Linked DNA regions of Mus musculus: region 2 is linked to region 1. The links are chromatin contacts, found by Hi-C in ENCODE. All regions are on one chromosome and are shown on one strand. The core of a region is the stretch at or near the end of the contact, and the rest is flanking DNA. Distances in the headings are between cores, read along the strand shown. Region 1 overlaps Cadps (Ca2+-dependent secretion activator). Region 2 holds the start of Cadps (Ca2+-dependent secretion activator).

Evidence for each region. Hi-C counts contacts between places; a loop is a spot of excess contacts on that map.
Region 2: a map of left cerebral cortex shows a loop between it and region 1 (4-fold over the local background). The contact joins the promoter of Cadps here to the enhancer-like site in region 1. A Hi-C loop is called at or near these places in 3 of 37 maps with a recorded cell type or tissue (all left cerebral cortex).

The regions. Positions count from the first base shown.
Region 1 is chr14:12,778,235-12,784,186 of GRCm38, forward strand. All of the region lies in intron 1 of Cadps (Ca2+-dependent secretion activator), which reads right to left. Among named protein-coding and RNA genes, the nearest start is that of Cadps, 42 kb to the right of the region's middle. Within about 2 kb of position 2,368, at least 1 of the 3 ENCODE cell types and tissues checked has a DNase peak (open chromatin) inside an H3K27ac peak, as active enhancers do; it is left cerebral cortex, where a contact is called at or near this core.
Region 2 is chr14:12,819,580-12,825,531 of GRCm38, forward strand. It overlaps Cadps (Ca2+-dependent secretion activator), which reads right to left and starts at 3,500. Exons shown (of 31, transcript NM_001042617.1): 1 at 2,725-3,500. The coding sequence starts at 3,159.

The sequences.
Region 1 (5,952 bases), core at 1,118-3,617:
GTGAGTGAGTGAGTGTGTGTGTGCACGTGAGTGTGTGTGTGTGTGTGTAGGTGTGTGGACAAGGGTGTTAGTGGATGCCAGGAGAGAGAATCAAATCCCTTGGAGCTAGAGGCATAGGCAGCAGTTCTGAGCTGCCTGGCATGGGTGGCAGCACACAGACAGACAACTGAACTATCTCTGGCTTCATGGCATTGCTTTTAAGCAGAAAGACAATAACATCAGCTCTGTGCCCATGTCTAACATGTGTCATAACGTTCTAGCATTTAGTTTCATGTTTCTCACTTACATGTGCCTTTCTCTCTACCAGAAAGTCACAGACTTCATCTGCTTTGGAGGCGTATATGTGTGAGGGACTTCCTAATCCATACTAACTGGGGGGGGGGGGCTTTACCTCTCTTCACAAATCCAGCACTTTAAGTCCTCATGTTGAGGTTTGCTAGAGTGTGATAGTATCAGGAACCATCAGAGTCCCCTAAGTGCGACTCCATAACTAATTATCGGAAGCAGCATGTGTAACCTTAGTAGGAATACACATTACTAGACCTCACCCCAGACCTACCCAATCCCAAACTCTTGGTTGGAGTTCCTTCATATCCTTCAGGGAGCTCTGATGTAGGCTCGTTTGAGATTCATTTCCCCCTATCATTTATACTTCTCAAGTATCTTACATGTGTGCCCAGACTCTCATCTCCTTCTCTGATCTTTTAGATATAAGGAAACAGTGGTTTAGAAAGCTTAGCTCATTTGCCACTTCTCTGGTTAATGACAGGGCTGAGATTTAAACTCTGATTGTTTAGGCCTGAAGCCTTCTTCATTTGCCAAGTAACAGCAATTCTACTGGCCACAGAAAATCCAACTTGGAAAACAACTCTGCCTGGCTTTATCAGAAACCAAGCAACTCTGTCCCTTGTGGGGTGTCATGTCTATAGACCCAAGCCAAACTTGTCTTCTACTCCCCCACCCTCACTGGGACAGACACACAATCACACCCCTAAGCTGGAAGCTTTAGTACCACTTAAGACATCAGGAGCATAGGGCATTTCAAGATCCTTGATCTCAAAGGATTTAGGCTTTAGCAGCCAACAGAAAAAGGACATGGAATTATGAGTAACTGAAATGTGACATCCCAAGTATTCACAGTCAAGGGACAGGATAAGTGGTGAAGGAGAGGGGGGGAAGAGAGAGAGAGAGAGAGAGAGAGAGAGAGAGAGAGAGAGAGAGAGAGAGAGAGAGAGAGAGACTGAGAAAGATTTCTGTGACAGGAGGAATTTTGATCCTGCATGTATATGCATGTATACAATTGCTCAAAGCTATCTAGAAAGAGAAATTCCGTTTAGAACCCTGAAGAAGTTTTTATTCCACCAAGAGAGCAGATGTGGTGGCATAGTGCAGGAAAAGCTGGTACAACTTCAGTCGGATTGCTTGGTTGTATTTATGTCTATTTCCTGGTAGTGATGAGATGTGGTAACTGCAAGTCAGTCCATTAGAAGAAAATGACTAAAGGTTATGTAAGGTCTCTCGTCCAAATTAAAATGATCTCGAAGTAAAAGCCCCCTAAAAGGGGCAGCAAGTCTTGAAAGGCAGAGTGGTTTGAGAAGGACAACCTGGGGTATACATGGCTGTAAATGCCAGACCTTCCTCTGTGTACTGAGAAGTCAAAAGGGAACTCAGAAACAGAGCGGCCATCTGCATCTTTCCAAACCTTCCACAAAAGTCACTGGAACCTAGATGCTCCTGTTCATAGCTCAAGTGACACTTCCAAGAAGAGCCTCTTTGCTTTGGAGGAGACTTTCCTCCTTTTCCTTCCTTCCTTCCTCCCTCCCTCCCTCCCTCCCTCCCTCCCTCCCTCCCTCCCTCCCTCCCTCCCTCCCTTCCTTCCTTCCTCTCTTCCTCTCTTTTTTCTTTTTTTTCCTGCTGAGTTGCCAGATGGAGTACTTAAAAATACACCTCAGCTGTTGTTGGGTGCCAAAAATTTCACATCAACCAGCTGCTTGTGCCTGGTTTTGATGCAAGGCTTAGAATGGCACACTACAACTCAGTAAGTAATTTGATGGAGACAAAACCAGTCAGCACACTGCAGAACAGGAGAGTCCGTTCTTTGATTTGACACTTCCTGGTGTGTGAAAAACAACAACAAAACAGCAACTTTATCTCATAATTGAATAATATTGTACCTACCACATCTTTCCACAAAGTCTGAAAATATGAAAAACTGTCTCACACTGATAACAACATGTGTAAACCAAGTAGGGCTGCTACTTTTAAGCAAACATGGGAATCTGGACAATATGCAAGTGTGGATTTATTGGGAACTATGGCAATGTCATAGGCAAGCACTATCATCTGCTCCTCAGCATAGCCATGTGCTAAGCACCCATCTTATGGATAATTGAGAATAAGAAAGTGACTTGCTTTGCCTATGGTCCCATCACTAGTGGGGTCTGGCCTCCAATCCGATGTCCTTTAGGCTTGCATCCCTAAACTATCATGTTTGTATTTGCTATAGGACTCTCTAGTCCAATTTTTTCTAAAACTCTATGAATAATCAGAAAATAATTAATTTGAGTGCCATTGTTAATTAAATCAGATGCTGATAAATGACCATGTTACTTGACATTGTCAAATATAAATCTCTCACTAAGAGGTTTCCTAATAGTAGGGCTAAACAAAAATCCTAAATGGATTAAAACACCTTGACACAAATGGTCCAGACTCTAGTATATTTAAAGGGGGAGAGAGATGGCAGCTTTGCGGCTCATTGTTGGTGACAGAGGTGCTTGCTTCTTTTTGCTACGTAGGGTAATTGATATGATAAACTTACGAACTAAATGCACATCTTATCTCATTTTATTTGATCTTCACAGTAATCCAATAAACCCAGAAGGACATTTTGCAAGAAGGGAGGTGAAGTTTGCAGAAAGTATATAAATCAGCTAGAACTCAGGAGTAGCCTATGCTTCAGGAACTGGCAGCAACTGGGCATCCCCACTGAGACAGGCCTTGTCATTATGGTAACTGACAATGCATTCAACATGTTAACTCCTATCTGAGAACTGGATTCTGCCTTCCAGGAATGTTCACTAATGTGTACAGAAGGTGACTGGGTGGAGAGCTAAGCTCTCTGATAGTCACAGAACCAATCTTAGGTGGCAATGTTGGCTCTTCATACCCTATCAGTGTCATGCTTCAGCTTGTACAGTAGCAACCATAAAACATTTCATATTCTGTTAGTCATCATTTAGTTTCACTGGGTGTAAAGTGTGTGTGGACTGACAAGGAACTGGCCAAATGCTCAATTGGTCATTGAGATAATGGACTTTGCCATAGTGTTTAGCTTCTTTCAAAAAACCTCAGTTATTAGGATCTGTATAAAATGTAAACAAATACACAATATACTTGTATACTCTTGAATATTAATAACCTTTTAGTGCTCCAAGTATATGTTTTCAGTTTGGGAGCCATACTAGGTCTCTATTTGTTTTTAATAACATCAAACTATATGCTAATAGACTCTTAAAAGTTACCCATAATGCACACTAGGCTTAGGGCTTATTTCTTATTCAAACCCCATTTTTTAGTCGGAGTTGAAAATTGGCAGCTATAGATCCAGTTCTACTGATAGATGGAAATTTTTTCTTTGACTTAACCGCATTTTATTTAAGAATTTGATTTGATTTCACCTTGCTCACTTGAGATTTCATTTACTCATAGTCTCTGCCATTGCCAGCTATATTGAATGCATGTTAGTATTTTATCATTATTTATTCTAGAGTTAGATCTTCATAGACAACTGAATTAGATGCTCATGGAGAGGTGCTTTAGTACAGCGTTTGTTATACAAGCATTCAAGATTAATAAAAAAATTAATGGCTTATTAAAATTTTAGGGGTTTGATTTAATGATCTAAATATACACCAGATTGATACTATCTTAGACCTTCATTTCTTGACATAAAAATGATATTAGAATGCTAGGTGCATAGCTCAGATCTGTAATATCAGATTTAGTGAGACTGGAGCATGAGGGTTTTCATGAGATCAAAGCTAGCCTGGCCTCATATGAACCCATCCCTCACACTCACAAAACAAGCCAACTGCAAGAATCACTGAGATTGCTACTATCAGTTCAGCCATGATTAAAGTTGTGAAACCCAGATGACTGGAAATGACTGGGTATTCGTGGGAACCCCAGGTCCAGAGCCTGCCTGTGTGGGGGCCTGAACACTTGGGAGATGATCTTCTATAAGATTGGCTAAGAGCAATGAATAGGACAAGTCTTCATGAAACTGCTGTTAGTTCTACGATCTTTTTATTCAATGAATACTTTCTGATAGCTATTTTCAATAATAATAATAATAATAGTCCAGAGAAGAATGTGGATGGGCATGAAAGAGGGAAAGGAGGGTCCCACATCATTGCAGTACTCCACCTAATAGTCAACTTGCTCTCAGCAGACAAGGGCTCCTTCTCTACAAGTATTTTTTTCCGTCTCTTCTGTGTACCACTGCCAGGAGCATGGCTTCTTTACTCTGCTTCTATGTTGTCCTGTGTTTGGCTCTCTCAGTGCACCTGTCTCAGGGCATTACAGTTTCCATTTCAGGAGGTCAAAAGCGTCATCACACAATAGTGTTTCTCAGATAAAGATCTGACATTGTATGGATCTTCATTTTTGAGATCTTCTGAACTATTCAGTTCTTGCTTGTCTTTGAAAACTATCTTTGTATCATTTAAGCCCGCTGCAAGTTACCCATGTTGCGTTTCTGGGTTTTGACATTTTTATAAGCCAGAATCATCTTCAACATAAAGAGCACATCACCACCCCCTGGCCCGGCCTCCCATCAGAGCTCGAAGCTTCCTTCTGGTCCACTTTAACCACAATCATCTGCTAACAATCTCGCCTTGAATATACCTAGAAACCCAGAGATAGAATACTGAAAATGTGTGAGCAGTTGCTTTTGTTCTTGCCCTGTGTGTTTTCTTAGGAGAGTTAATACAGGACGAGAAAGAGTGAAGAGAGATGGGTAAATTAATTAGAAACGTCAGACATCGACTCAGGAACAGTCTCCTTCCAGGAACCGGGGGAGACAGCTGAGAGCATCTTGTGATTATGCCCTTCAGCTCATGGCCTTTCCTATGATGCACTTATCACACTGAGTGATTGGCAGTACTTAGCCCAGACATAAGATCAGATTAAACATGTTCTGTGGAGACATAATTAGATCATTATTTTAGAAAAATTTACATGCATTTGTTCACATAGCTGAATATCTCATGCAAGTCTGGACCATAGACACTATAATGCATTTCTATTATCTAGTCTTTCTTTAGCATCTTTACAAATGTATGCAAATTGCACATTTTAACAACACTGTCTACATGTGTGCATGTATGTATGTGTGCATCTATATTTTGGGGAGGACACTCAAAGTTCTTATCAGGCATCTTCCTTATCCACTCTCTATTTCATTTATTATGACAGGCTTTCTCACTGAATACAGAGCCAGCTCATTTGGCTAGTTTGGCTGGTCAGCTTCCTTTGGAATCCTAGGTGTATGTCTTTGGAGTGTTGAGATTACAGAAGTGTGGTATACATGCCTGGCTTTTTGTGTAGGCTTAGGGAATATAAACTCACATCTCCATACTTTCATGATGAATGTTTTTCCCGCTGAGGCTGAGAGGAAAAAAGCCATAGAGTCTAAACCATCTTCCCAGCCCATAAGTTTCAAAGTCTATACCAAGTGATCCTATTGGGCGGCTAAGGCTATGAATTAACAAGCCATTCAGGCTTCTTAAAGAACTGGTTTGTGCTAAGCACCCTTACGGTAACTGGTATAATCCTCACAGAGAAACTAGTGAAGGCTATGTAATATAGTAATGTCAAAGCTCAGAGTCTAGATTTCCTATACCTATATCTTAGGAACATTTGTGTGACAAGACAGTACCACTACCTCAG
Region 2 (5,952 bases), core at 2,250-4,749, 42 kb after region 1:
TAGAGACTTTACTGGCAATGTATTACTTCAGCTATTCCTGACTTGTATAATTCTGCTGAGTAATTAACATCATAGGAAATTTACTTCTGCATGTGGGAACTGTGTATTATAGTTCCTGGGGTTTTGTTGTTGTTGTTTTGTTTGTTTGTTTGTTTGTTTTAGTTAACCTGTCCAAATAATAAAGCAAGGACTTTGATAAAATGGTCCAAATGGAGTGCTTTGCACATTGTACATACCTGAAGTAGAAAACTGGCTTCATAAGGTGCACTGTACTCTGGAGTACACCCCTTCGCTGTCTCATGGTTTGTTTGCATAGGCAGGTCTCTCTCTCTCTCTCTCTTTGCCTTCTGCATCTTTCTAACCTTTTCTCTACATCAATTTTCATCTGTCTTTTTTAATACACTTGTTTCCAATCTGTCCAAAGCTCACTCTTAGGTCACAAGGAACATATAGTGCTCCAGACTGATATTAGCTTACCAATTTTATTTATTGGCTTTAAATCTTACCATAATGAGTATGCAAACCTTTCCATTACTTTCAGAGTTTCAAAAGTTTGAATTTTAAGAGAAACAATGTTATCTCCTCCAGAATGCATCAAACAGTAAAAGTCAGAGCAACAAGGAAACTTTATTTTCATATATATATATATATATATATATATATATATATATATATATATATATATATATTCTTCTCACTGTAGCCACTAGGCCTGGGGTTGTTTTGCTGGGATGTATATTTAGCAATAGTTTTTACAGTGTCTAAAAATAGATTGACAGAAAGCCAGTTATCAGTCTGTGCTGGAGTCTCTCTGGTGTTGAAAGGTCACATGTAAAAACAGGCTTTCTCTTCAAATAAGAGTTCTGGATGGGGTGAGGTACTATATGCAGTCAGATCGGAGGGACATGGTCTCACAGTGGTCTTTCAACTTAACAGAACTGGATTCTTACAGTATTTTCTTGTTTCTTTCTCCCACCACTGGACCTACTCATCTATTTAAAGGACAAAGCTACAAAGCCTTTGACTGACTAATGGAAAGCCTTGCTTCATTCTGATTAAAGTCAGTTTTCATAGCAAAAGTCTAGGACATCTTTGACTAATTTAATCCTTGATGAGATTTTGAAGGTAAAATTTACCATAGTATAAAGACAAGTAATACAATTCCAAGCTGAAATTTAGATCAGCTGACTATGTAGAGCCACAATTAACCTAAAATTTTTTATCAAAATTTGACAATCTCTAATATTTCTGCCCTACCACAGTTGGAAAGCAAAAGTAAAGGGGTATTGCAGGGATGGGGGTGGAGGGTGGTGAGTATGGCCCACCTTTTATCTCTCACTCAGGAAATGAGTCTTTTTGACTTAATAAAACTGGCATCCATGCAGTAGTAGGTAAAATAAACTGACAGGGTTGGGTGGTGTGTATACACATATAAGCAAAACAAACAGAGCAATCTGTTCTACCTCGATATAAGGATGCAAGGTAAATATGGAAAGATCCAACATCTTACTTGAGCAACATAAAATTTAGATTTAAATGGCAGCAACGATTCTTAAACTACTATTTTAAGAAATAGTCTCACAACCTTGATGGGCTACAGCTAGAACCTCCCATGACTCCCGGGTTCAACTGACCTCATGCAAGCTTAAATGCTTCATTTGTTCCCAGAGACTAAACCGAGTGCACTCACTCCCACTGAGCTCCTGACCCCTTTCTGGCTGATCCTCCTCACTGGCCCTCAGCCCCTGGTGACCTCACCTCCCTTTTGTCCTTTCTCGGGTTGGAGATAGTAATGCCCCACCCCCCACCCCCCCATCAAAAGTAGCTCAAAGCCAGCATGGCCTTGCCTCTGCCTCAGACACAAAAAGCTTTTTATGACTATAACTGAGAAGCTGTTTGCAGCTGCACTTTTATCAATCCAGTAACAAGAGGACTTGGAGAGCCTCAGCGAAGCCAGAAGGTGGCGGCGAAGTCACCTTGGGAGGAGAAGATGGTCAAAGGAGGGTATGAGAGAAGTGCTAACCCCAGGCACAGGGACCCACTAGGCGCGCCCCTGCTCTGGGATCCATGAAGAAGGGGAAAAGGATTGGAGGGACTACTGGCAAGAGGAAAACGCTGCTGCAGGACGACCCCTAGGTTACCCTAGGTGGCGATCAGCTGACCAGGTTGGGAGGGGGCGCCCTTGGCTAAGTCACTGGAAAACTCGCTTCCTGGGCTGGCTTTTTTTTTTTTCTCCCCTGCGTGCCCCTGCGGCTGCCCGCTGCCCCAAGAGTCCAGCGATGCTAGAGCTCCACACCCGCGCCCTGACCTGCCAGGAGCCTGCGCCCGCCTAGTGCACGCCCCGGAGGGCGGGCCAGAGCGCAACGCAGCCGCCGCCACTCGGGAGCGCAGGGAGCTCCGAAAGAGACAAGGCCTCTGTGAGAGCTGCCAGCTGCAAGTCACTTCCCGCGCCACTTAGGTCACAGAGCGAGCGGGACTTTCCCGCCTGGCTCCCCCCACAGGGAGGCCCGTGCGCGCAGCCCTGTGCCGTAGGCCCCTGTCACATCCCAGGGACATCTCCCGAGTCAAGCTGGGCGGTGGCAAGACGGGGCCCCTAATCCCAGGGCGCGGTCTTCACCTTCCCCAGCTCCTCCTAGCCAGCTGCGCCGCGGGTTCCTATTGTTCGCCCCGCCCGCTTGCCGGGCGACAATAAGGCGCCGCTCCCCGGCCTCGCGGCGCACCTACCTTCTGCTGCCGCCGAGCCATGTCGGTGGGCTGCTTGGCGTTGAAGGGGTAGGCGATGCAGCGCATCACGAACACGTACAGCTGCAGCCTCTTCTTCCTCTCTTCCTCCTCCTTCTGCAGCCTCTCCAACTCTTCCTTCTCCTTCTCGCTCACCACCGACGGGCTAGGGCTGGAAGGCCGGCCGCCGCCGGCGCGGCTGCTGGGCTGCAGCCCCCCGGCCCCGCCGCCGCTGCTCGCGCCGCTACCCCCACCGCCGCCGGCGCCCACCCCGGCCCCGGCGCCACTGCCCCCCATCCCGGCGCTGCCTGCCGAGCCCTCGCTGGTGCGGCTGGGAGACAGGCGCGCTCCAGACGCGGCCGAGCCCAGCACATCCTTGCCCCTCTCCTCTTCCAGGATCTCATCTGACTCCTCTTCGCTGGACGAAGGGTCCAGCATGGTAGCGCCTGGGAGAGGGGGGTCCCCGGAGCCCCCGCCTTGGGGTGCAAAAGGTGGGGGGCGCTGGAGGCAGCCAAGGGTCGGCTGTCCGGGTAGGCGCTTCTTCCTAGGTCAGGGAGAGCGAGCGCTGCTGCTCAGCTTCGGCCGCCGCGACTGCTTCCTCCGCCCGGCGAGCGCGAGCTGAGCGCAGACCCAGGAGCGCGAGGGGAGGAGGAGAAGGGAGAGGTGCGTGTGTGCACCCGAGGTGGGCAAGGGCGAGAATCAATTGCGAGCCCGGAGCCCGCAGCCGGATGCCATCTGCAGCCGCTGAAGAAGGCGCCTCCAGAAAAGATGCCGAGTGTTGCAAGCTGTCGATGCAGCCAAGAGCAGGAGAGGCATCTTGCCGATTGGGGAGCGAGCGGCGCTTACGTGTTTATTGGCTTAACTCTCCAGTGTCCGCGGCGGAGAGGGCGACTGCAAAGGCCTAGAGGGGGGAAGTGCGGTGCGCCCCAAAAGAGCTTCACTACTTTTGACCCTCATGCCCCCCAGTCTTCCTTGCCCCCTGTCCTATTTAGACCACTTCTCTTTACCTCGTCCTCTTTTCCCCTCCCGGGGACAAAAAGTTTTTTTTTTTCCCTCCAGGGGTGGGGAGGGAAAATAAAGAAGCCAATGGTAGCTTCTGACCAGCAAAAACCAGGCTTTCTGCAGGCGTCCAAAGGTCACAGAAAGAGGAATTCAGTGAGATGTTACCTTCAGACTTCTCAACTGGGGTGTGGTGGCTGGGAGGGAGCAGTGGGAAGGGGAGGCAGTGTGTGTTTTTTTTTTTTTTTCCATCTGTGTAAACCTCTATTCCAACAATCAATACCACTGTAAAATACAAATGCATCAAATCAGAGTGAATTAATGTATGGATCATGAAGTTCGGCTATTTAAGTAGAAATCAAACGTCCCCAACTCCAAGTCAGTGAAGCTTTTTTCAGTCTCTAGAAGTCCGTGTATTTTCTGCTGAACCTTGCCAGGTTTCTGGCTGTTCAGCCCTTCCTTCCTCCATGAAGATCTGAGGGAAGGAACAGGAACCACACACACCAAATCAGACACCCCCCAAACTCGGCAGCAGCAATTTCGAATTTACTGTCTCTGTTACACTGTCTTTACTTTGAGTTGTGGAATTGTCATTATTAATATAAATGATGTCATTATTAATACAGATGATGCCTTTATTCTGGAATCCTTCCTTTCTTAAGCCAACAGGGACCAGAAGGCACGGGGGAGCTGGCCAGCGTGCTGAACCTAACCAGAGAATTTAGATGCATCAGAAAACCAGTTAAAGACCTAGTCTTCAGCTTGTATGCTCGCATATTTTCTAATTCCCTTATCAGCTGCTTTTTATAAATGAGTAGCATGACTTTAAATTTTAAATAACAACTGTTGTTCTGTGTTTTACAATCTACCACGAGTTTTACTATAAGCTTTCTGGTAAACCTGATTAAATATGTGAATGAACTCAAAGCAAAATGTATCTGTACTTCACTCCAAAAATTTCTCTTCATTTTTTGAATTAAGTAATATATTCACTGCTAGTATTTGGTTTTTATCATACATAAAAGATAAAGCTTTTATGGCCTTTATTTTTTAATGGCCCACTTTTTAAAATTCATTTAACATTTTAAAATTGAACAGTGTGAAAACTTTGACAGTCTACCAGTTCTATTAAACTCTTCTGAGGAAATAAAACATGTTTACCAGTTTGTCTGGAGCAGAAAACTATGGTAATCCAGTCAGTGGATCAACAGCTGTTAGTAAGCTTTTTGTTGTTGTTGTTGTTGTTTTGGTTTTTTTTTTGTTTTTTGGTTTTTGGTTTTTGGTTGTTTTTTTTTTTTTTTGTTAATGAACTGCTCTAAGTGCTTCTGGACATGGAACATTCAGAAGATTCTCACAAGAGTATATTCTCCTTTGGGAGACACAAAGAAGTGCGGCACGTTTATTTCGAACATAATGTCAACAAATCTAGGTTTGTAAATGGAAAAAGGTTCTCATGAATAAAGCAAATTGGGATATAGTGAACTATATTATCAAATAAGAGAATGAAACTTTCAAGAGGGAACATGGGGAATGGATATTGTAGGTTGAAGTGGTGACTCAGAGAGATGTAATGACAGGACACAGGAAGAAAAGTACAGAGCTTTGTAGAGCTCCCCTATGGGTGAGTGAAGAGGACAAAGAAAGCTGGATTATAATGCATTTGACCATACAGAGAGACTGCGCTTAGCATATAAAGAGGTTGTTTAGGGAGAAGGAACTAATTTGAGGAAAGTGTGCTAAGACCAGACAGAGATCATTAATTGATCAAATATGTTCCCTGTAACAGTTTGTACATTTAATTATTACACAGTGAAGACAGTGATGTGAATTCTGTCTGTATATCTATTTACACTTCATGAAATGATGTAATAAGATTTTGCTTGGTTTTATACTTTTGCAGATTTTGGGGGATTGTTATTTATTCCAAATAGTCCTTAATGTAGAAATGCAATATCCACCTTTTATTAAAGATAGAAATCTACAGTTTAGATAGTGTCTTAGTTAGGGTTTTACTGCTGTGAAGAGATATCATGACCAAGACAACTTATACAAAGGAAAACCCTGAAATGGGACTGACTTACAAGTTCTGTGATTCAGATCATTATCATCATGGCAGGAAGCATGGCAGTGTCCAGCTAGGCAGGCATGGTGAGAGAGGAGCTGAGAGTTCTGTATTTTGTTCTTAAGGCAAACAGAAGAAACTAGCTCATGGGCAGCTAGGAGGAGGGTCTC